2 separate regions of the Homo sapiens genome follow, and region 1 is linked to region 2. Evidence: read pairs that join two places in POLR2A ChIA-PET (ENCODE). Cell type or tissue: IMR-90. All regions are shown on one strand. Region 1 overlaps FBXO28 (F-box protein 28). Region 2 overlaps LOC101927143 (a long non-coding RNA gene).

Region 1 (2,500 bases), 70 kb before region 2:
GCCAGGCGTGGTGGCTCATGCCTGTAATCCTAATACTTTGGGAGGCTGAGACGGGCAGATGGCTTGAAGCCGCCAGGAGTTCGAGACCAACCTGGGCTGCAAAGTAAGACCCCCGTCTCTAAAAAAAAAATTAATTAGCTGGGTGTGGTGGCATGCACCTGTAGCCCCAGCTCCTTGGGCGGCTGAGGTGGGACGATTGCTTGAGCCTGGGCAGTCAAGGCTGCAATGAGCTATGATCATTCCACTGCACTCCAGCCTGGGTGACAGAGCAAGATCTTGTCTCAAGAAAATAAAATATAAATACTTTTTTTTCCTGAACCACTTGAAAATAAGTTGGAGACACTGTGCTCCTTAGTTCCTAAATATTTCATTGTATTTCCTAAAAGCTAGGATACTCTTACTTAACCACAGTACAGAGAGCAAAATCAGAAATTTGTAACACTGATGTAATACTGTTCTGTAGTTGACAGTTCATATTCAAGTTTCATCACATATTCCAATAATACTCTTCCTAGCAATTTTTTTTGTTAATACAGAATGTAATCGAGAACCATGCATGGACTGTAATCTTATATCTGGAACAGTTCCCTAGGCTCTCTTTGTGTCACTTGATCATCACATTTTTGAAGAACGTAGGTCAGTTATTTTGAGGGATATGCTTCCATTTAAGTTTAATGCTTACAGAATGTTGTTTTTGTTTCTTTTAAAGTTGATTTTAATGTGGCGATACTCTTAAAAATCAAGATTAGTTGGGAACATTTCTCCTTTTACTATGCTTGTCCCAAAATAAATATATACAGCCATGAGCCTTTAAAAAAAATAAAAGTCTGTTTTCATATTAAAGAGAATATAGCAGGCCGGGCAGGATTGCTCACACCTGTAATCCCAGCATTTTGGGAGGCTGAGGTGGGCGGATCACCTGAGGTCAAGAGTTCTAGACCAGCCTAGCCAACATGGTGAAACCCCATCTCTACTAAAAATACAAAAAATTAGCCGAGCATGGTGGCACGTGCCTGTAATTCCAGCTACTCAGAAGGCTGAGGCAGGAGAATCGCTTGAACCTGGGAGGTGGAGGTTGCAGTGAGCCGAGATCGTACCACTGCACTCCAGCCTGGGCAACAGAGTGAGATTCTGTCTCAAAAAAAAAAAATTATTCTGAGAAATAAGAAAAGATATGCCAGCCTGGCCAACATGGTGAAACCCTTTCTCTACTAAAAATGCAAAATTAGCCAAGTGTAGTGGCAAACACCTGTTGTCCCAGCTACTCATGAGGCTGAGATAGGAGAATCGCTTGAACCTGGGAGGCGGAGGCTGCAGTGAGCCGAGATCAAACCACTGCACTCCAGCCTGGGCAAGACATAGTGGGGAAAAAAAGATACAATCGGCCGGGCATGGTGGCTCACGCCTGTAATCCCAGCACTTTGGGAGGCCGAGGTGGGCGGATCACGAGGTCAGGAGATGGAGACCATCCTGGCTAACAGGTGAAACCCTGTCTCTAATTAAAATACAAAAAATTAGCCAGGCATGGTGGCGGGTGCCTGTAGTCCCAGCTACTTGGGAGGCTGAGGCAGGAGAATGGTGTGAACCCGGGAGGCGGAGCTTGCAGTGAGCCAAGATTGCACCACTGCACTCCAGCCTGGGCGACAGAGCAAGACTGTGTCTCAAAAAAAAAAAAAAAAGATGCAATCATGCGTCATTTAGCAAAGAGGATCCATCCCAAGAGATGCATTGTTAGGTCACTTTGTCATGTGAACATACATCATAGAGTGTATTTACACAAACCTAGATGGTTCTTACACACATAGGCTATATGGTATAGTCTATTGCTCCTGAACTACAAACCTGTACAGCATGTTACCGTACTGACTATTGTAGGTGATTATAACACAATCATATTTGTATATCTAAACATAGAAAAGGTACAGTAAAAGTAGGGTATAAAAAAATGGTACACCTGTATAGGGCATTTATCATGAATGAAACTCAGTTTCTCTGGGTAAGTCAGTGAGTGAGTGGTGAGTGAATGTGAAAGCCTAGGACATTACTGTACACTTTGTAAACACTGCATACTGAGGCTACATTAATTTTTTTTTTTTTTTGATACTGGGTCTTGCTGAATCACCTAGGCTAGAGTGCAGTGGCATGACCACAGTTCATTGTAGTCGTGACCTCCTAGACTCAAGACAATCCTCCCACCTCGACCTCCCAAGTACCTGGGACTCTACAGGCACATTAAATTTTTTTTTTTTTTTTAATTTTTGGGGCCAGGCATGGTGGCTCACGCCTGTAATCCCAGCACTTTGGGAGGCCGAGGCAGGCGGATCACCTGAGGTCAGGAGTTAGAGACCAGCCTAGCCAACATGGCAAAACCCAGTCTCTGCTAAAAATGCAAAAATTAGCCAGGCGTGGTGGCGTGCACCTGTAGTCCCAGCTACTCGGGAGGCTGAGGCAGGAGAATCGCTTGAACCCAGGAGGTAGAGGTTGCAGTGAGCTGAGATTA
Region 2 (2,500 bases):
TGACATACTTGCAAGTCTCATTCCAGGTCAGGTCTGTGGTGCTATAAATCCAGCTCTGTCTATCTCTCAACTAGAGGCGTCTGGGTCAGGGGCATTGCCTCTGACTGATGGACACTGAAGTTCTGCAGCTCCCGAAGGTCACAGGAAAGAGGCGTTGAGGGGTGGAGGGTGAATGTTACCCTCTATTTGTAATCTTGGAATGCAGAGACGTAGCCTTTGCTCTTCCCTCTGCCCAGCACTATCTTCCTCCCAAAAGCTGCACCACTTACTCTCACTTCCTTCAGAGATCATCTTGCCAGAGGCCTTTCCTGGCCAATCTCTCTTTTTTTTTTTTTTTTTTTTTTTGAGAGGGAGTTTCACTCTTATTGCCCAGGCTGGAGTGCAATGGCACGATCTCAGCTCACAGCAACCTCTGCCTCCCGGGTTCAAGCCATTCTCCTGCCTCAGCCTCCCGAGTAGCTGGAATTACAGGCATGCGCCACCACGCTTGGCTAATTTTGTATTTTTAGTAGAGATGGGGTTTCTCCATGTTGGTCAGGCTGGTCTCGAACTCCAGACCTCAGGTGATCCGCCCACCTCGGCCTCCCAAAGTGCTGGGATTACAGGCGTGAGCCACTGCACCCGGCGTGGCCAATCTCTATACAGTAACCACCCCACTCACGCACACCCTTGGCCCTTTCCAGAGCCTTACCCTGCTTCTTCTTCACAGCACATTCCACTTGTTTTATATATATATCTGTGTGCATACATAAATATATATATTTGGATTTATTGACTGTACCCTGTACCCTCTTCCCACTGGAAAGAAAGGCCCATAGGGGAGGAACTTTGTTTTGGCTCTTAGCTGTATTATCATTACCCACTAGCACAGCTGCAGTCAATAAATATTTGTTGACGGGATTAATGAAATCTCTCCTCCCACTTATATTACTGTCCTTGCAGTTTCTAATTTCAACTTACAAGTGGACTATGAACTGCAAATTACTACACTGTGCACTGATGCTAATTAAAAAATCATTAGGATGGCCTGGAATGAACTTGGCTTAATTTTAATCTGCCACCTGAATGTGGTCCAGGTTCCAGGTGAAAACAAATACAGGATCCTTCAGGATTTGAGACCTGCAGTACAGTAATTCCAGCAGAGATAAGCAGGGCTCCCGGAATTTGTCCCTTATCCCCTTCACTGCTTAATCACACATTGTTCCCTGCCCAGGCCAACTGGCATTACCTCCAGACTTCAAAATGCCCTTCTGCAGCTCCTGTGCTGGTTAAAGAAAGAAAAAAACACAGTGAAGTCCACTGGAGCACATTTTAGTTTTAATGTGCCAGGTCCCAAAGAGCCAGCTGAGTCGACTTGGCTGCCGAGGAAGGAACGGTGAAAAGTATGTGGACAAAAGAGATCATTTGTTGTTTTTACCCCAAACAATTCTCAAAACATATTTCATATTGAGAATGAGACAGGCACAAATGCACATCTGGACTGTACATATTGTTGAAGGTAAATTCATTTGCTCAGTGAGTCAAGGTTGGCAGGAAGCCAAAATGTTCAGCCCTTGCTTCTGATGCTGAGGCTTCAGCCAGTCATAAAATTATCTAGATCATTTAAGACATAATTACTTCTATCTCAGCCAATTATTTCAGTAGAAAGTTTTTTTCTTTTCCAGAACAATCCTTAATTAATTAAAAGTGCTTATTTCAAAATATTTTATAGAGAATGTGTATGTACAGGCCAGGCACAGTGGCTCACGCCTGTAATCCCAGCACTTTGGGAGGCCGAGGCAGGCGGATCACTTGAGGTCAGGAGTTTGAGACCAGCCTGGCCAACATGGTGAAACCCTGTCTCTACTAAAAATACAAAAATTAGCCAGGCGTGGTGGCACACATCTGTAGTCCCAGCTACTCAGGAGGCTGAGGCAGGAGAATCGCTTGAATCTGGGAGGTGGAGGTTGCAGTGAGCGGAGATCACACCATTGCACTCCAGCCTGGGCGACAGAGTGGGACTCCATCTCAGAAAAAAAAAAAAAGTGTATGTACAGATTAAAGAATAAAGTGAACCTCACGTGACTACACTGGAGACAGGAGCACCTCCAGAGACCCTTGAGCACTCTGCCATTCCATCCCCTTTCCTCTCCAGAGGTAACCAATATCCCCACCTTTGTGTTAACCACCCCCTGGCATTTATTCCTAATTGCTTTTATCTCTCTGTGAATCTCTCAAAAACATTGTTTAGTTTGGAAAAAAACTGAGCAGTAAGCACAGACCTAGCTTTGAAAGGGGAGGGCAATGATGCTCCCACGGCTCCCTGAAGATGACCTGAGTGGAGCTTCCGGGCAGAGCCTGGCTTCCACGTCCCCTTGAGTTCTCCAGAGTCTGTCTGGGGTTGTGTCACAGGGCGTAGTGTGAGTGAGGTGCAGGCTGACCAGCAGAAACATGGTCAAAGGGCATGGGCTGCTATGAATTTTCTGCCTCTAGACTCACCACAGCTGCAGTGGGTGGAAAC

Evidence for each region. Peaks named below come from ENCODE experiments on the same cell type or tissue, not always from the same donor. Only the 100,000 strongest peaks of a DNase experiment are listed, where the experiment ranks them.
Region 1: POLR2A ChIA-PET joins it to region 2 with 11 read pairs; 5 of 35 experiments call an interaction of 5 or more read pairs at or near these places.

Annotation. Positions count from the first base shown.
Region 1 is chr1:224,139,808-224,142,307 of GRCh38, forward strand. All of the region lies in intron 3 of FBXO28 (F-box protein 28), which reads left to right. All of the region lies in intron 2 of LOC124903813 (UPF0764 protein C16orf89-like), which reads right to left. Among named protein-coding and RNA genes, the nearest start is that of FBXO28, 27 kb to the left of the region's middle. In IMR-90, no CTCF peak of the experiment used is centred here; no DNase peak of the experiment used is centred here.
Region 2 is chr1:224,210,277-224,212,776 of GRCh38, forward strand. It overlaps LOC101927143 (a long non-coding RNA gene), which reads right to left. Exons shown (of 2, transcript NR_110669.1): 1 at 2,479-2,500. Among named protein-coding and RNA genes, the nearest start is that of DEGS1, 28 kb to the left of the region's middle. RefSeq lists an enhancer at 607-776. In IMR-90, no CTCF peak of the experiment used is centred here; a DNase peak (open chromatin) is centred at 1,515.